Regions from separate parts of the Homo sapiens genome. Here regions 2, 3 and 4 are each linked to region 1. The links are chromatin loops, found by intact Hi-C in ENCODE. Cell type or tissue: PC-9. All regions are shown on one strand.

Region 1 (5,000 bases):
ATCAACATTGATGGAGGCAAGACCCTCCACCAGCAAAAAAGATTATAGCTTGCCAAAGGCTCAGATGATCATTAGCATTTTTTAACATATAAGGTGTATACATTGTCTTTGTGGGTGTTTTTGGTTTTGATTTTTTTTTTTTCTTTTTTTGAGACAGAGTCTCACTCTGTTGCCCAGGCTGGAATGCACTGGTGCTATCTTGGCTCACTGCAACCTCCACCTCCCAAGTTCAAGCAATTCTCCTGCCTCAGCCTCCTGAGTAGCTGGGATTACAGGTGCCCGCCACCATGCCTGGCTAATTTTTGTATTTTTAGTAGAGACAGAGTTTCATCATGTTGGCCAGGCTGGCTCGAACTCCTGACCTCAGGTGATCCACCCACCTCCGCCTCCCAGAGTGCTGGGATTACAGGCGTGAGTCACCGCACCAGCCATGTACATTGTTTTTTAGACAATTCTTTTGAACAGTTAATAGACTAGAGTATAATGTAAATTTATAGACTTTCATCTGCACTGGGAAATCAAAAAGTTTGTGTGGCTTACTTTATTGTGATATTCACTTCATTGCAGTGGTCTGGAACTAAACCCACAATATCTGTAAGGTATGCCTGTAATGCCTAACATAGGAAAGTCTCAACAGATGTTAGCTATTATTATTGTATAAGATTGTTTTATTTATGATATAAGATGTAATCTTACACTATCATATACCATAATGAGATAAAATATTCAATTTCTGGGGACCCTTACCTCTTTCCCTGCAAGATTTTTTTTATTGGGATGTCCTCAATAGAGGTGGCTTAATTCCACAACTAGTGAATTTAGTTATCCTTGCCCCTTTAATATTTGCATCTCTTCATATCTAGAATCGGCACAATTATAATGAGAAATCAAGCAAAACATTTTTTTGCATAAAGAGAGGAAGGCAGAATGTGAGATGGCGTTGACATCTGTGCCTCTGCCCTGGGCCAAAAAGCAGAGTGGGTATTTGCTGCTGATTCGGCACCCCATCTGCTGCCTTCTCTGGTGGTTACATCCCTCTTCCCTTTCCCCTCCGTGTGGAGCCCCAGGGATGATGAAGTCAGGGAGAGAAGGATGGAATGTAATGCATCAGAGGAGAAAAACAGGACAGAGGTTCAGTGAAAGACAACGGAATGAGGAGCCCCATTCTGCAGATGACCCAGTAGGATAAATGCTGTCTTCTCTGCCAATGGCAGTTTTACAAGTGTTTGAAGGACTGTGTGAAGGTTAAAAAAACACTAGCCTGTTTTAGTGAATCTCTGTTTTTCTACTTGAGAGCTTTTCTGACGTCTGACTCAAGAATTTACTAAACTTGGTTTCATTAAACTCTTTTTAAACCTCTTTTGTTTTTTTAACTCTTAGCTCAGGCCTTCAGAATAGGTCGTTTGTTTTTACCAGGAGTGCTCCAACTTTTGAATACATCCGTTGTTTCTCTTTTCCTATAGCATATAACTCACTCCACTTGCCAATTAATTTACAAACCTAACTCCTACTAAAGCAGCTTCTTATTTTAAGGTAACATTGTCTACCCAATCTGAGAGGTAGAAATCTGACTTTCTACAACATGGTAATCTTAGAACCACTCATTTAAAGTTTAAAATGCAAAGCATCGCACACTCAAAGTCTATAATGTTGTGATTTAACTCTTTAATTAATTTTGGTTAAGACCTAAGTAGTTAAGACCTAAGCAATAGAGTGATGAGTGCCCCAGAAAGGCATGGATTGAGACCTAAGCAATAGAGTGATGAGTGCCCCAGAAAGGCATGGATTGAGTAAACAAAAGTAAGCAATTGGAAGGAGGAGCTAGGGAGAAATTGCTTGTTTAATGGATCTCTTCATTTTTAATGGAAAATTCTTTAAAAATACTTCTGCTTTCAAAGCTTAAGGCTTGTTTTTAGCTTAGACTGATTGTATTTTTCAGTTCTGGTTTTCTGATGATTGTTCCAACTTTGTCTACAATTCAAAGGAATGAAATTACTACTGTAATATAGAGTATTTGGGGGTTGTTTTTCACACTGTTCAGCTGCTGTGTTTTATTTTCACTTGACTATGAGGTTATTCTAACCCCTCATTCAGAGGAACAGTTGAGTCTGATTCTGCCTTAAGTTTTCGTGACTCTTAATAATTATTCATTGCATATGTACTTTCATTGAGTTCTTTAAAAAAATTCTCTGTGTTTGCTTTCTAGACTGATTTTGCACGATTTAGCGGAACAAATGTGGAAACTGACTTTGTAGAGGTGCCATCGCAAATGCTTGAAAATTGGGTGTGGGACGTCGATTCCCTCCGAAGATTGTCAAAACATTATAAAGATGGAAGCCCTATTGCAGACGATCTGCTTGAAAAACTTGTTGCTTCTAGGCTGGTCAACACAGGTATGACTTCTAATTTTAAAAAGGAAAATAAATTAGAATCTCTTAATGTAGAATTGCTGTCACCTTCTTCTGTAGAACTTATTTTCATTTTAAGTGGTATCCCAACCGTGCTAGCATGAGGAGTGAAGAACATTAAATATATTGGAATAGGAAACCCCGGAATTTTGTCTGAGGCAAAAAACCACATCTCCTTTTAAATCTTAAGTAGAATGAGATGTCCTGCTCCCATTTTGTGAGTACTACTGGAATCTGTTTTTGGAATCTACAATCTTGTGATAATAAAACACACAGTTCTGTCTTCTTCAAAACATGCCCAAACATTCTTATGTTATTAGGTCTTCTGACCCTGCGCCAGATTGTTTTGAGCAAAGTTGATCAGTCTCTTCATACCAACACATCGCTGGATGCTGCAAGTGAATATGCCAAATACTGCTCAGAAATATTAGGAGTTGCAGCTACTCCAGGTATGTAACTACTATGAATTGAGTTCATTTCTCTGTGAAGCACAGGGCGTTCTCCTAACACTGCAGGGGAGATGGAGTTTGTCAGACAGATTACCTAATTGTTTCTGATTTCTGTAATCAGGCCATGACTTTCAGATAAGCATACTATGTCCTTATGAGTTATCCCGTCCAAATGCGCTTGAAGGAAAGGTGGCTCCAGATCTGCAGCATTTTAGTGTAATCAGGCATGAGCAGTTGGCCTCCGCCCCAGAGCTGGGAGAGCCATTCGTGTTGGCAGCACACTCTCAGCTCCTCCCTCCCTGTATGCATCATGACTTCCCTGTGATTTTCAGGAAGAAATTGGCAGAAGGGGAACTTTTTAAGTTTTTTTTCCTTTACATATAGTATTTTGTTTATTTTTTCCATCCCCTCAAGCATTTATCCTTTGTGTTACATACAGTCCACTTGCACTCTTTTAGTTATTTTTAAATGTACAATTAAATTATTATTGACTATAGTCATCCTGTTATGCTATCAAGAAGGAGCATTTTCAGGCCTGGCATGGTGGCTCACACCTGTAATCCCAGCACTTTGGGAGGCTGAGGCAGGAAGATCACTTGAGCTCGGGAGTTCGAGACCAGCCTAGGCAACATGGCAAAACCCGTCTCTACCAAAATACAAAAATTAGCCAGGTGTGGTGGTGTATACCTACAGTCCTAGCTACCCAGGGGGCTGAGTTGAGAGGATCACCTGAGCCTGGGGAGGTTAAGCCTGCAGCGAGCCATGATTGCACCACTGCACTCCAGCCTGGGTGACACAGTGAGACCCTGTCTCAAAAAAAATAAAGGGTATTTGGGGGGAGAAGCATGAACTTCACCTTGTTTCTGATTCTGAGATCAGTTAAAGCATTTGACTAGCAGTTTGTAATCTGAGATTTATGGGACTCATGCATGGGCGTGTTTATATTTGTATGTGTATGTTTTAAGCCAATATATAGTTGTGCTTTTATATGTAGTTGGTAAGGTGGATTTTTTTTCACCAAGGAAATTGTTATTAAAATGAGTCAGCCACATTTATAGAGAGAATAAAGATAAGAATGGTCCGTTGAGTCATTCTAGGCTCCCCACATAGTAAGCCATAGTGCACCTTTGTGTCACAAGCCTTTGTGTCGCAATTACATTTTTAAATGTACAATTAAATTATTATTGACTATAGCCATCCTGTTATGCTATCAAGAAGGGACATTTTTAGGCCTGGCATGGTGGCTCACGCCTGTAATCCAGCATTTTGGGAGGCTGAGGCGGGAAGATCACTTGAGCTCAGGATTTTTGACAAAATCCTATATAAAGTAGCCCTACAGGTAGATTGAATTGGTGAAAAGTTCTTTTTCAGGCAAGGCACGGTGACTCACGCCTGTAATCCCAACACTTTGGGAGACCGAGGCAGGCAGATAGATCACTTGAGGTCAGAAGTTTGAGACCAGCCTGACCAAAGTGGTGAAACCCTGTATCTACTAAAAAATATGAAAATTAGCCGGCGTGGTGGCATGCACCTGTAATCCGAGCTACTCAGGAGGCTGAGGCAGGAGAATCCCTTGAACCTGGGATGCTGAGGTTGCATTGAGCCGAGATCTCACCACTGTACTCCAGCTTGGGCAACAGAGTGAAACTCTGTCTCAAAAAAAAGTTCTTTTTCAGTAATTATCAACCTAAAATAAGTGCAATTCTGAGACATTTTAGATATAAAGAGGTGTGGCAAAGAGTAGGGTTAATATTATTTTTCAAAACACATACATGTTTAAGAGATAAGAAAGGACTGATTTCAGTTCTAAAACACTGAGCTATCTGGTGGGTGTGGACAAAGCCGCTGAAACTATCCTTAGGCATTCCAGAGCTTGGGGCCGAAACCAGCTCTGAGGTTGAGCCATTGATAGATGTTTATAAACATCTTGGCCAAGAGGACACATCAGCCCAAGGAGTACTAGAGGTGAGATCATGTCATTCATTCTCTCCTCCCACAGCTGGCCTCCTCAGAGGGAAACCTTAGCTAGCTGTTAACCTGATCATTAACGTTTGCTATCACATTGATTGAAATGTATCTTTTTTTAAAGGCACAAATATGCCAGCTACCTTTGGACATTTGGCAGGGGGATACGATGGCCAAT
Region 2 (5,000 bases), 49 kb before region 1:
GAATGACGTTAGGAAGAGAAGTGATGTCTCCTCTTCAGGCAATGTCTTCCTATACTGTGGCTGGCAGAAATGTTTTAAGATGGGATCTTTCACCAGAGCAAATTAAAACAAGAACTGAGGAGCTCATTGTGCAGACCAAACAGGTGTACGATGCTGTTGGAATGCTCGGTATTGAGGAAGTAACTTACGAGAACTGTCTGCAGGCACTGGCAGATGTAGAAGTAAAGTATATAGGTGGGTCAGATGCAGAAGCATATCAGTGTTTCACTTTGTGGACATCTTAAATCATTTCATGCTTTCTGTCTTTCAGTTTTCCAGTTTTACAAGCATTGATTTTTACATTATAATTAATTGCTTAGAATTATCTAAGATTTTAAAATTGTTTATGTTGACAAAGGTGCTATAAAATGTACACTCTGATTACACTGCTCTCTGGAGAGCATTTTGACAATGTGTCAGAACTTTTAAGACATTCATACCCTTGCTCATTAATTCCACACCTAGACATTTATTCTAAGAAAATAATCATATATATGGAAAATTCATGTATCAATTTATGTATAAATAGGTATTCTTGTTATATCATAGGCTTAGAAACAATTCCCAAATGTCAACTAATAGATTAGATAAATAAATTATGAAACATCCATCCTCTGTAATGCTGTATAACCATTAAAATCATGGATTACAAGCAGTATTTAATGACATGGGGAAAAGGACACAGAAGAACTGGAAGAAAATAAATTTTATCAATGGTTTTGTTAGGATTCTCTAGAGAAATTGAACCTATAGGGTGTGTGTGTGTGTCTGTGTGTGTGTGTGTGTAAGTATATATATATATATAAACATATGTATGTGTGGGGAGAGAGAGATTGATTGATAGATTGATTATAGGGAATTGGCTTACATGACTAAGGAGTCTGGAAAGTCCAGAATCTCAGTGGGGGCTGGTAGGCTTGAGACCCAAGAGAGCTGATGTTCCAGCTCCAGTCCGAAGGCCAGTAGCCTAGAGGCCCAGAAGAACCAGTAGTGCAGAAGTCTGGAGACTGCAGGAGGATTCTCCCTTGTTCAGGGAGTCTTTTAGGCCCTAAACTGTTTGGATTTTGGCTACCACATTATAGAGGGCAGTCTGCTTTACTTCAGGCTCATCACTCTAACGTTAATATCATCAAAAACACCCTCCAAGTTAACACATAAGATTAATCATCAGAATGTTTAATATATCAGGTGATGGGTTTATAGCTAATTTTTACTTTCCTCTTTATGTATTTCTCTATTTTCTGTATTTTCTGCCCTTACATACATTATTTTTATAACATATTAGACCCTTCAAGTTATAAGGAGTGAAGATTCCCTTTGGTTACCTCTAAGGGTTGGACATACTTTGTAGAATAATTATGACAGACAACTTTGGCTGTGTATCCAGGCTTCATACAAGAATATAAGATAGCTGCAGAACTGGATATTGTAAACATTCGTGGGCATTTTGGAATTTGAAAGATCATCAGAATCCAGCATAGCCCTAGTGACCTGGTCATCTCCTTGCCCCCACTATCCCTTCATCACCAAGAGTTCTCTACTCTATGTTTCACTGTAAAAAGGACTTGGCTATTTTCTCTTATCTCAGTGTTTGTTGGCTATTTTCTCTTATCTCAGCATTTGTTTCAGTTTCTGCTCCTACTACCAACTGCTTCACTTTCATTAATGGCTTCTCAATCTTATTACACGTCTTGAATTTAAACTCGTGAATAAAAAGATCTGGTTGTCTTCATTAGTCAAAGTCAAAGGGATAGAGTTAGTCCCTATTCAGTAGAGCTTTTCTAGCTGGCAACTTCATGTGCGTGTACCATCCTGGATGTGGTTTGTCCTTGGTTCAGGTGCTCACTTCTTCAGTCACTTGTGGCCAAGATGGTATACCAACCCATAACTTAGGCATTTGAGACAAAGTCTCACTCTGTCACCCAGGCTGGAGTGCTATGGCACAATCCTAGCTCACTGCAGCCTCGAACTCTTGGGTTCAAGAGATCCTTCTGCCTCAGCTTCCTGAGTAGCTGGGACTGCAGGCATGTGCCACCATGCCCAGCTAATTTTTACATTTTGTGTGGAGATGGGATCTCACTATGTTGCCCAGGCTGGTCTCATGTATGTTGCCCACTCCTTGTCTCAAGTGAACCTTCTGTCTTGGCCTCCCAAAGCACTGGGCTTACAGATGTGAGCCACCATGGCTGGCTCAAACAAAATCTTTATAAAATAATTACTTTAAATTGTTTTTCTCTCAATAGTAGATCTTTTCAGCATACTTTCAAGTTTGTGATGTTTGTTCTTGCTCCTCTATAAATTTATTTTTGTGGGTTAATTATCAAAATTTTTGAGTTTAGGAATAGATTTCTTAAAAACTAACTTTCTCTTATCTGGGCATATTCTCTGAGTCCATTATGCCTCTCACAGTAGCTGTTGAAACCTTGTTTGTCTAGTGTCAGGCACTGGGCGTCAGCATTGTCTATGGTTTGGCAGTGAGAGCATAAATCTGGTTCCAGGTCTTTGTGGCAAAGTAAGGAAGGAAATGGCTTTCAGCACCTTTGTTTGTTTAAGAATGTTTCTAATTTTAGGCTCCTGCATTTGATGTTGCTTATATAAGTTTATGAGCAATTTTTATTCCTTCTTAATATATTTCATAGCTAATTTATTTTATTTTTTTATTATTATTATTATTTTTTGAGATGGAGTTTCACTCTTGTTGCCCAGGTTGGAGTGCAGTCATGTAATCTTGGCTCACTGCAACCTCCGCCTCCCGGGTTCAATCAATTCTCCTGCCTCAGCCTCCTGAGTGGCTGGGATTACAGGCATGCACCACCGTGCTCAGCTAATTTTGTACTTTTAGTAGAGACAGGATTTCACCATGTTGGCCAGGCTGGTCTCAAACTCCTGACCTCAGATGATCCACCTGCCTCAGCCTCCCAGAATGCTGGGATTATGAGCTTGAGCCACCGTTTTATAGCTAATTTTTAAAAGTAAACATATTGCAACCATATAGTTAACTAGTATCACTTAAATAAGTGCTGTATTAAATTTCAAAATTTTCTATTCCATTCTTTCCTTAACCGACAGACATAAAATTATTATTAAATCCTAAAAGCATAATTTCATAATTTGATATTTCAAAAATATACCTTATGGATTTATTCTGATATTTGTGGCAGGTATTTCTAATAGCTTTATTTGTAACAATGTTTTAGGAGGACTGATACGAGTGTTTAACTGTATAATTTCTTGCTGTATAAAGGATAGCTCTACTGTCTACTATATATCATATGGAAATTTTACTGTTTATAATACCTTCACAATACTGAAGTTAATCAAATAAAAATTTACTTATTTTCACAGCATAACACAACCATCACTATAAACCATACTTATTTTTGTTCTATAGTATTGGTTATTTCACTGACATCAGAGATTTTTACCCAATTAAAGTTAAAATACAAATTGATGAAAAACCCAGGAACCACCTTTAATATGTGAAGATTAAACCAAACTAAATTATCATTATTATTTAATGGACTGTCTCCAATGTCTGGCTACTTGTTGGATGTGTCCACTTAGATTTCTGGGGATCCTTTGAAGTTATCTGGAATTTTGAATGTTTTTATGTATGTGTGCATTTGGGGTAGGGTCCGTTGCTTTGATTAGATTTTCTATGGAGTCTTTATCTTTTTATGTACCCTTTTCCCATCCCAGATCCTAAGAAGCCTCAGTATAGGAACTGTGTCTTTCTCTTCCTGCATTGCCAGTTGATAAATTACACCCTCAGGCTAGATGCAGTGATTCATGCCTGTAATCCTAATACTTTAGGAGGCTGAGGTGGGAGGATGACTTTAGCCCAGGAGTTTGAGACCAGCCTGGGAAATATGGCAAAACTGCAGCTCTACAAAAAAATATAAAAATTAGCTGAGTGTGGTGGTGCATGCCTGTGGTCCCAGATACTCAGTGGTGTTGGGGAAGAGGGGTGCTGAGGCAGGAGGATTGCTTGAGCCTGGGAGGTTGAGGCTGTAGTGAGCTGTGATTGCACCACTGCACTCCAGCCTGGGCGACAAAGCAAGACCCTGTCTCAAAAAAAAAAAAAATTGTACCCCAGTATACTTTGATAAGTGCTCAGCTCACATCTTTACCGTTCATAATGATGCCAGCTGGAACAGCCAAATCCTATATTAGATGCTTTTTCTTGGTAGCCTTAGGAGGCTTTACAGAAAGTATAAAATAAAACAAACTTTTATTGGCATGATCATTCATCTGGGTATGAGGTATTTGGCTTAATACTGATTTGACAAGTCCTGTTGTGTGGTGATAGTTTTTTTCTCCATCTGCAGTGGAAAGGACCATGCTAGACTTTCCCCAGCATGTATCCTCTGACAAAGAAGTACGAGCAGCAAGTACAGAAGCAGACAAAAGACTTTCTCGTTTTGATATTGAGATGAGCATGAGAGGAGATATATTTGAGAGAATTGTTCATTTACAGGTAAGTGGTGTTATAAATCCCTTTAAAGAGGGAAAAACTCTACAACAAAAAAGAACATTCAGTCATAAATAAAACATACTGACTGGATTTTCTTAGCTTTTGTTTCGAATGATTATAAAACCATAATGGGCATTATATAGTATTACATAATGTTAATTATATCGTTGAGGTTATGTTGAGCTGCTAATTCCATTCACTTAAAGACCAAATGTAGAAGAGTGAACATCTGTAAAGTTAAGGCTTTTTAATAACATTATGAACTTGATGGTTACATGTAAGGGTTATCTTAGACCAAATCAATTAGAAGCAAATGGAATCAAGTTGTTTATCTGTAAATATCTCGTGGTTTTGGAACCATAATATTGATGACATACTGTTGATGCTGTATGCCGGAGTCATTCCTGTCTGTCATCCTTACATTTTTCAAGACTTGGGGAAATTATGGATAATAAATGTTCTAGGTGGGTCTGTCCAGGTGTTTTTG
Region 3 (5,000 bases), 67 kb before region 1:
AGGCTAGGTAATTTATAAAGAAAAGAAATTTATTATTTACGGTTCTGGAAGCTGGGAAGTGCAAGGTCGAGGGTCTTCTGCATCTGGTGAGGGCCTTCTCAGTGTGTCATAACATGGTGGAGGACATAACGCGGTGAGTGAGGCACACTGAGAACAAAACTGGCTCCTATGACAGATCTACTCTTCTGATAACTAACCCACTCCTGTTCTTCCCCATTAATTCACCCACTAATTCATGAATGGATTAATCCACTTATGAAGGCAAAGCCCTCATGACCCAATCATCTCTTAACAGCTTCACCTCTTAATACTGTTAAACTGAGGATTCAGTTTCAAAATGAGTTTCAAAGGGAACAAGCATTCAAACCATAACCATTTTCTGCTAGTAGTTTCACAGTTTAGGATCTTACATTTATGTCTTTAATCCATTTTCAGTTGATTTTTGTATATGGGATGAGATGAGGGTCTAATTTCATTCGACTGCATGTGAATCTCCAGTTTTCCCAACACCGTTCCCTGAAGAGACTGTCTTTTCGTGTGTTCCTGGCATCTTCGTCCAAAATCGGTTGGCCATAAATGTGTGGATTTATTTCTGGGCTTTCTAGGCTGTTCCATCAGCTATGTGTCTGTTTTATGCCAGTACCATGCTGTTTGGTTACTATAGCTTTGTTATATATATATATTTTATATATACGTATATTATATATATATAATATATACGTAATTCTTTTTTTTTTTTTTTTTTCTTGAGATGGAGTCTCGCTCTGTTGCCTAGGCTGGTGTGCAGTGGCGTGATCTTGGCTCACTGCAGCCTCTGCCTCCCTGGTTCAAGCGATTCTCCTGCTTCAGCCACCTGAGTAAGTAACTGGGATTACAGGTGTACACCAGCACACCCAGCTAATTTTGTATTTTTAGTACAGGGTTTCACCAGTTGGCCAGGTTGGTCTCAAACTCCTGACCTCAAGTGATCAGCCTGCCTTGGCCTTCCAAAGTGCTGGGATTACAGGTGTGAGCCACCATGCCTGGCCTTTGTAATAAGTTTTGAAGTGAGGTAGTATGATACCTCCAGCTTTATTCTTTTTACTCAAAATTGCTTTGGTTATTTGGAACCTTTTGTGGTTTCATACAAGTTTTGAGATTGTTTTTCTATTTCTGTGAAGAATGTCATTGGTATTTTGATAGGGATTGCATTCAATCTGTAGATCACTTTGTGAAATTTTTTTTTCAAAAACATAATCATAATACCATTGTCACACGTAAAAATAATTAACACTTATTTTTGACTGAACCAGTCTTAACAAGAAGCATACTAGCTATTAGCCAGGCCTCAGATGAGAGGATCTAGGCATCATCATTCACACAACAAAATATTTATGTGTAAATGACACACACTAACAAGCCTAAGTATTAAATAATGTACTGAAAGAGGAGAGTCTCTCTCCTGAGTAATTTACTAAGGACTTCAATTGTGAAAAGTATGCCCCAAACACCAATTAAGTGTGCCAAAAGCAATTTATTCATGTTTCTAGAGAAAAATAAAAGGGGAATATCTGAGTTGTGGTTTTCCATGTATGTGGATAGTCGCATTAGTAATGAATCAAGGAACACTTTATTTCATTTGTGAAGCAGCACTTGATTTTATATGCTCTGTGGTCTCAGTTGGCTTTACATAAGCCAGGGATAGGATTTAAGAAAAGAAATCTCTTCAAGTTCATGTATAATCAATTTATTTAGAACCTATAATCATTAAGTTAGCTGTGTCATATACAAAATTAGAAGAAAATTAACCAATTATCTTTTGTTACTTATTTTTTAGAACCTGAGATTTTTGTTCAACTTTGTAATGTGAACCTTTTCTGAAAGCTCTATTTGTCAGTGGCAGAAATATTACAAATATTTCTAGCATCATACAGTTTTTCATATGCCCTTAAGTAGTTTCTAACATTTTAACATTTTTATTCATATCTCTTAAAAAAGAAAATTTTGAAGAGTTCCTTTTCATTTATTTACAATGAAATTTGGAAACAAAAACTTATTACATTACAAAATCTAAAATAAAGTTACCTTTTTTAAAAAAATGGATCATAAACATTTTGTAAAAAGAGTTGAAAATAATCATTGTTCTTAAGTCTTACTGCTAGAGGAAGTTGTACACATTAAGGATGTATGTGGCACTGTTTCCAAAATAAATGTATATTTATGCTACATAAGACCAAGATTAGACCATTGAAGTTGTAATGATCATTCTAGTTCTCAAATTCAAATGCAATTTTTTTCAATACAAAAAAGAGACTGTACAATGAAGGAAAACTCATAATGCTTTTGACTTTACCAGATGCTAGAGGCTACTCAAAATAAAGGCCAGAATGTCTCCATATTTAGCGTAGTTCTTCTCTATACTCAACATACTTGTAGCTGAGTTCATGGTGTACATTTTTCGTGAATGGTTGTTTATAGGATGTTTATATATTATCTTGGCAAGATAACTTTGAAAGCCCACTGTTTTCCTAGCATTTTTCTATGGTTGCTAAACAATTTCTGCCCAATCTAAAAAATTACTTTCCTATACCAGCAGGTGGAGGCAAGAGCAGTCGAATTGTAGCACTTTGCTTTTCAAGTGTACTGGCATGTATTGTAGATTATCTATCCATGACTCAAAGTCTCTTTATGACGTGTCTCTCACATAATTACTTTTCTTCAACAACTCTGTTGTTGTTTTAGCATCTTCTTTTGATTGCTTTATTATTTGCTTTATTTACTTGGTGTCTGGGACTGAACTTAGTGGTCATTTTAGGACAGACTAATTTAGATTTTCATCACTTTCCTATACTCATTGATTGAACAGTTAAAACATATATGTTATATGCTGAACACATTCTTCCACATTTGCCAAGAAATACAAAAATGACTAAGACATGGACCACATTCCCAAAGAGCTTACATTCTAGTAGAATTACAAGGAAAAATGTCTTCAATTCCTCTCCTGACTTGGGGAAGCAGATCAGTCAGCCTTGCTGGTATAGCTATGGCTAGCATTGGGTAGTAATAAAGCTCAGTATTCACGTGGATTTTAATTCCATCAACAAATATTTACTAAGCACCAGGGACTACATTGGGGATTAATTTATAAACATAGGCTTTTTGTCTTACAGATAAAAAAGGCCAAAACAATCTTCAAAAGAAGTATCATTTATTTTTAAACTTCTTAATACAGATTATATAGAACAAATAGTTAACCGACATATAGATCCTGATGCATTGCATTTAAGGAACTTTCAGTTAGAAGTAACTGTGTGTAACATTTTCTAGAATATACTTAGAAAACTTTCCACAAATCCTGGTTGAAATAAAATAAAAGTATGTTACTCTACATCAATTCCATTAGCTGTTTATTTGTAGCCAATAATGATAAAAAATATATACAAACAGTATGAAAGAGGAGAACTGAGTTCTAAGGTTATGTCTGTATGTGCAGAATGAGAGATGGAGAAGAAACTCATAGTTATGGAAAACAGAAAAGAATGGCCCCAGAATTTCTTGCAAGACTTAGCAGCCACCAATATTCAGAACTGTCTTTAAGCCCCAACCTGTCCATCATCTTAATACATTGTGCATCAGAAATTTCCAACCCAATTAAACCATTTTTGTTTCCTTCATTGGTTTATTTATGAAAGTCACTAAAAAGACACAAATCTGGTCTAACCTATTTTAGCCTTACCTCTTATCCCTCCACATCCCATTAAACCCGTGTACCCACCTTACCTCATAGAGCTATCTTGAAAGACTCAGCCAGTTTAGAAGTTACATCCTCATTGAAGTCTTTCCTAGATTCCCCAAGGCAGAGTCACACACACTGTCCTCTTCATTCTCCATTGCCTTATTTATATAGAATTTGTTACCTGATATTCTGTTATTTCATTATTATTTTTAGAGACAGGGTCTTACTCTGTTACCCAGGCTGGAGTGCAGTGACACAATTGTGGCTCACTGTAGCCTGACCTCCTGGGATCAAGTGAGCGTCCCAAGTAGCTGGGACTATAGATGAGGTCTCACCACGTTGCCTAGGCTGGTCTTGAACTTCTGGGCTCAAGTGATCCTTTCTCTTTGGCTTCCCAAATTGCTGGGATTACAGGCGTGAGCCACCACACCCGGCCTGCTACCTGATACTCTAATGTCTCTTTCCGTATTTCTTCCTCACAAGTCTGTACTCTCCTGAAAGGTAATAACTTTGTCTTATTCATCTTTGTAACCTCAGTAAATATTTGCTGAAGGAATAACTGAATCAACTATTTCTTGAGAAGTCCTTTTATAATAAGCTTCTCTCTCCCCTTTTTTTTTTTTTTTTGCTGATGTCTGAATTATAGTCATAATTCCAGATGATAGATGATAGTAACAAGTCAATAAATCCTATCAATAGGGAATAAAGAACCAGCATTTATTGCATAGAGTGTTTTCTTAGGATACCTCAGCTGAGGCTGGGCACAGTGGCTCATGCCTGTAATCCCAGCACTTTGGGAGGCCGAGGCGGGTGGATCACCTGAGGTCAGGCGTTCAAGACCAGCCTGGCCAACATGGTGAAACCTTGTCTCGACTAAAAATACAAAAATTTGTATTCCAGCTACTCAAGGGGCCAAGGTGGGAGAATCACTTGAACCTGGGAGGTGGAGGTTACAGTGAGCCAAAATCATGCCATTGCACTCCAGTCTGGGTGAGAGAGCAAGACTTCGTTTCAAAAAAAAGAGAAAAGAAAAGAATGCCTCAGCTGAACCTTATCAATAAAAGATGTAGATTATTTGTTTGAGTACTTTAAGGAAGAATTTGCCATTTCCTGGGAGTACACTGTTTCCAAGTGATTTATTGATTACCTATGAACAGTTCATTAAAGGGCTCTGGAAAAAAATGAGACCTGGGTGCAGAGGGCAGCCATCCAGGTCTTCCATGTTTGAGTGGTTTTACTCTTTGAGAACAGGTGACTAAAAAGCTGCCCAAGTCTATGTGAC
Region 4 (5,000 bases), 52 kb after region 1:
CGTCAGGGAACAGTTCCCCCTGCTGGGTACGCTAGTCTCAGTAGGGGCCATTAAGGAGGGCTTGTTCCTAGCTCTAATGTTTAAGGGTGGGCCAAGTTCAGGGACTTGGAAGAATGACAGAGGCCTGACTAAAGTTTAGCCCAGTTAGCAGGCATTTTGTCCAGATTGGCCTGTGGAAACAAACAGGTCAGCTAATCATTTATGAGTCAAAGAATGGGAAATTAGAGGATCTCTATATGGCTTTGTCATAGTTAGACAAGGGGGTCACTCCAAGTCTCTAAGTCGTATGGGGAAGGGCAATTATTTGCTGTAAGTCATTTCCTGGAACACAAAGGTTGGAGGGAGGCTGGGCGCAGTGGCTCATGCCTGTAATCCCAGCACTTTGGGAGGCAGAGGCAGGCAGATCATTTGAGGTCATGAGTTTGAAACCAGATGGCCAACATGGCAAAACCCCGTCTTTACTAAAAATACAGAAATTAACCGGCGTGATGGTGTGCACCTGTAGTCCTAGCTACTTGGGAGACTGGGGGAGGAGAATCACTTGAACCCAGGAGACGGAGGTTGCAGTGAGCCAAGATCTCACCACTGCACTCCAGCCTGGGCAACAGAGCAAGACCTTGTCTCAAAACAAAACAAAACAAAACAAAAAAGTTGGAGGGAGATGGTTTCCTGATCCTTGCTGTTTTCCAGGGGCACAGGGCTTGACGTTGTCACTAATACCCTTTCCTACTCCAGGTGTTGACAGAACCCCTCTTTCTCATGGAAAATCCACCTCACTTATTTTGAGTGAGGCTGATCCCACTTTCTACTCATACGGATGGACATGTGGCCCAGGCCTTGCCAATTCAAATCACTTATTCTCTGATTAGTATTATTGCTCCAGCAAATATGTAGATGCTCCAAGCAGTACCGATCAGTCTCTCCTGAGATTTGATCATGTAGATGCTGGGAGAGAACCCTGATATGAACCCAGCCATGCCTAGCTTAGGTCTACCTCCAGACTTCCCAGTTATGTGAACAAATAAAACCCCTCTTTGCTTAACTGTGTGATTCTTTTGTTATCCCCCACCCCACAAATAACTATGTTGTGGGCACTGAGGCCTTGTTGGCTTGGGGTGTTTGAAGGATCCTGGCTACCTCTGATTCTGGAGGATTTCAAGGGTCTTATTTTAGTTCCAACAGTGAGACTGTTGACTGCAGAGTTGTGGCTCTATTTCAAGCTTGAGTAATTTCATCTGCCCTCCTTGAAAAATTTTACTGCAAGATATTTAATATTCTTTCTTCCTTCATAGACTTCTAAACATCATGGAATCTCCTTGATCATGTTTCACTATTCAAAGGTAAGTCCTGGCTGGATGCAGTGGCTCATGCCTGTAATCCCAAAACTTTGGGAGGCCAAAGCAGGTGAATCCCTTGAGCCCAGGAGTTTGAGACCAGCCCAGGCAACATAGGGAGAGCCTGTCTCTACAAAAAGTTTAAAAATTAGCTGGGTGTGGTGGCGTGTGTCTATAGTCCCAGCTACTCAGGAGGCTGAGGTGGGATGATTGCTTGATCCCAGGAGATGGAGGCTGCAGTGAGCCAAGAGGTCTCACCCCTGCTTTGGAGGGAAAAAATATAGTATCCCAACATAAATTTTTTAAAAAAATCCTGTTTTTCCTTTAAAAAATAAGCTGTAATGCCCTAGATGTTAAATTGATTTTCAAGTTATTATTATTATTTTTAATAGAAATGGGATCTCATGCTGTCCCCAAGCTAGAGTGCAGTGGTATAATCATAGCTCACTGCAGCCTCAAACTCTTGGGCTCAAGAGATCCTCCTCCCTCAGTAGCTAGGACTACAGGTGCATGCCACCATGCCCAGCTAAGTTTTGTTTTGTTTTGTTTTTGGTCTGGTAGAGATAAGGATCTGAATATGTTGGTTTAGGAACACCTGGCCTCAAACGATCCTCCTGCCTCGGCCTCCCAAAGCACTGAGATTACAGGCATGAGCCACCACACCAGGCCTCGAGTTCTTTTTGATAAATTATATGAACAATAGATTAACATAAAGAATGGAAGGAATCGTTTTTGCGAGTTTTCAGGGATAGTGCATGAAAAGGCCTCATAGAAGAAATAAAATGGGGACACTCATATAAACCACAAAGCTTTAGTTTACATTTGACATTTTCCCAACTTCAACAGATAGATCTACTTAATGACTAGATTGATCTGGTAAATTAGAAAAGTCATGAAATGGATCATGAAAATGATTTAAAATGTTTTAATTATGGAAGGGAAAAAATAAGAAATAGCAGCTAATCTTCCTAAGTAAATGTGAAAAAAAAAAAAAAGGTAATTTAACAAATATTCCTGGAATGCCACTTATGTGCTAGTCACTGGGGATATAGCAATGAACAACACAGACAAAATTTTCTGCCGTCATGAATCTTCTAGTAAAAAATGCACCAATAAAATAAAATGATGAATCTCCAAGAATAAACAACATTTGTGTTCCCAAGGCAAGGGAGCCTTTCACTGACTTGACATTTTGCTGCTCTCTGTTTGCTGGAAATTGCCCTATACCAGCCTGGGCAACATGACAAAACCCCATCTCTACCAAAACCACAAAAATTAGCCAGGCATGGTGGTGCATACCTGTGGTCCCAGCTACTCAGGAGGTTGAGATGGGAGGATCACTTGAGCCCAAGAGGTTGAGATCGCAGTGAGCTGAGATCACGCCACTGCACTCCAGCCTGGGTGACAAAGCAAGACTCTGAAAAAAAAAAAAAAAAAAAGAAGGAAGGAAGGAAGGAAAAATAAATTGTACTATACCAAAATGTTACAGTGTTCATCTCTGAGTGATTTTTTTATTTCTCCTTAATATTCTTCTGCATTTTCCAAATTTTCTACAATAAGCTTCTATTACTTTTTAATCAGAGAAGTAACTTATTAGGGGGAAAAAACCCTAATAAACTAGAAGTTGAAATCCTTCAGTGCAGAGGGCTGACCTGAATACTTGCCTTTGGCACCTTCCTGAACTGAAAAAGTCTAAAAAGCAGGACTTGTTGCTTTCACTTTGGGTAACTGTCCCCCTCCCTCCTCTCATTCTTGAGCTTTCCTGATGTATCCTAAAGCAATTTGTTTTATAGTATCACATACCTTTTTTTTTGTTCACTTTTAAACATTCTGGGTGCCTAGAGCCTTGTCTCTTTCTTGCCTCTCTCTCTCTTCTTCCTGACTACCTGGTTCTTCTGACCTTTTCTCTACAAAGATCACCACTGTTCTACCTCTCTGTGGACCAGATAAACCCTATTACTCCACATTGCCCTTGTCCCTTCCAAGTCTAACTACCACTTTTCAACAAACTGAACTCTCTCTCGGTTACTATGGCATCCCCTGAAAAAATGTCAGTCAAAGCTTTCTCCTATACGCTTACATTTCTAAAAGTTGTTTAACAAATTTACGAAAGAATTTTTTTAGCCCCTGATGGGCCGAAGCATTATGTTACAGTCTTTGAGAACTTAAGGTCATAATAGATAATTCTTTCATTTTGTTTTTTATAATTGGTTTAATCAGAATTTTATTGTTACAATCAATAGTTGCTTTACTTTTCTCTCTCTTTAGTTTAAAGAAATCCCTAGCAGTTTCCCTATTTTTTTTTATTGGTTCTTAGTATGAAAGTTGCATTGACTTTTTTTTTTTTTTTTTTTTTTTTTTGAGATGGAGGTTTGCTCTTGTCGCCCAGGCTGGAGTGCAATGGTGTGATCTCTGCTCACTGCAACCTCTGCCTGCCGGGTTCAAGCGATTCTCCTGCCTCAGCCTCCCAAGTAGCTGGGATTACAGGTGCCTGCCACCATGCCAGGTTAATTTTTTGTAGTTTTAATAGAGACAGGGTTTCACCATGTTGACCACGCTGGTCTCAAACTCCTGACCTCAGGTGATGCACCTGCCTCAGCCTCCTAAAATGCTGGGATTACAGGTGTGAGTCACCACACACAGCCACATTGACTTTTATCAATGTAAAGGGAGAAGTCACTTGATATTTAGGTAAATTGTTTAATAGTATTTTATCTACTTTTTTCAAATTGGTAAGGTGTATTTTTCATGCCTTAAAAATGTCTTTATTGAAGTATAACATACAGTAAAATACATTTAGTGTATTTAGTGAGCTTTAGTGTACAACTCAGTTTTTTTTTTTAACATAGGTATATTCCCATTTAACCACCACCAGCTCAAGACACAGAACACTCCCAGCAACCCCACAATTTCTCTTATCTCTTCCCAGTCAATATCCTCTTGCCCCATACTCCTAGCCTACTCTTGCCAGAATAGTTACCACTATTCTGACTTCTATCACCATTTATAAGTTTTGCCTATTTTTAAACTTGAAATAAACAGAACCACCCAGTATTTACTCTTTTGTTTTGGCTTCTGTAACTCAACATTATTTTCCTGTTCAGTTGCGTCATCATTTTTTTCTTTTTTATTACTGTATGGTATTCCATTAAATAAATATACTTCAATTTATATATCTATTCTCCTGTTGATGGACATTTAGGGGTTTTTCGATTTTTTAGTATGATGAGAAAAGTTATTACAAACATTCTTGTACATGTCTGTTGGTGGACATATGCACTCATTTCTCTTGGGTATATACCAAGGGGTGGAATTGCTGGGTCGTAGAGTAGACATACTTCTACTTTTGGTAAAATTCTTAACATATTTGCATGGCACAAAATTCAGCAGGCACAAAAGAGTGTACAGTGAAAAGTCTCTCTCTTATCTACATCTCAGTTCTACAGTTCTCTTCTCCAGAGGAAACCATATTACCAGTTTCTTACGGAAACATACTTTGTATATAGAAGTATATGTATGTATAGTCTTGTGTTTTACACCAAAGCTACTACACAATCCAAACTCCTTTACACCTTACTTCTTTCACTAAACAATTTATCTTTGGGATTAGTCTATATTAGTAACGTTGAACTGCTTCATTCCATTAAAGCAGCGGCCCTCAAACTT

The links. A loop is a pair of places that touch in the nucleus more often than their neighbours do. Peaks named below come from ENCODE experiments on the same cell type or tissue, not always from the same donor. Only the 100,000 strongest peaks of a DNase experiment are listed, where the experiment ranks them.
Region 2: it touches region 1 in a loop (2.3-fold over the local background); 4 of 110 quality-filtered maps call a loop at or near these places.
Region 3: a loop joins it to region 1, with 3 times the contacts of the local background. A loop is called at or near these places in 2 of 110 quality-filtered maps.
Region 4: a loop joins it to region 1, with 12 times the contacts of the local background. A loop is called at or near these places in 5 of 110 quality-filtered maps.

The regions. Positions count from the first base shown.
Region 1 is chr5:65,807,309-65,812,308 of GRCh38, forward strand. NLN (neurolysin) reads left to right here. Exons shown (of 13, transcript NM_020726.5): 10 at 2,207-2,393; 11 at 2,729-2,857; 12 at 4,947-5,000. Among named protein-coding and RNA genes, the nearest start is that of NLN, 88 kb to the left of the region's middle. In PC-9, no CTCF peak of the experiment used is centred here; DNase peaks (open chromatin) are centred at 1,783, 3,033, 3,903 and 4,763; H3K4me3 peaks cover 2,214 bases; H3K27ac peaks cover 4,104 bases.
Region 2 is chr5:65,758,593-65,763,592 of GRCh38, forward strand. It overlaps NLN (neurolysin), which reads left to right. Exons shown (of 13, transcript NM_020726.5): 2 at 1-234; 3 at 4,368-4,516. Among named protein-coding and RNA genes, the nearest start is that of NLN, 39 kb to the left of the region's middle. In PC-9, a CTCF peak has its summit at 2,532; a DNase peak (open chromatin) is centred at 169.
Region 3 is chr5:65,740,144-65,745,143 of GRCh38, forward strand. The region is part of intron 1 of NLN (neurolysin); the gene reads left to right. Among named protein-coding and RNA genes, the nearest start is that of NLN, 20 kb to the left of the region's middle. In PC-9, CTCF peaks have their summits at 2,597 (motif pointing right) and 2,799; a DNase peak (open chromatin) is centred at 2,628.
Region 4 is chr5:65,859,516-65,864,515 of GRCh38, forward strand. No RefSeq gene overlaps it. Among named protein-coding and RNA genes, the nearest start is that of ERBIN, 65 kb to the right of the region's middle. In PC-9, no CTCF peak of the experiment used is centred here; DNase peaks (open chromatin) are centred at 2,536 and 3,156; H3K4me3 peaks cover 766 bases; H3K27ac peaks cover 3,829 bases.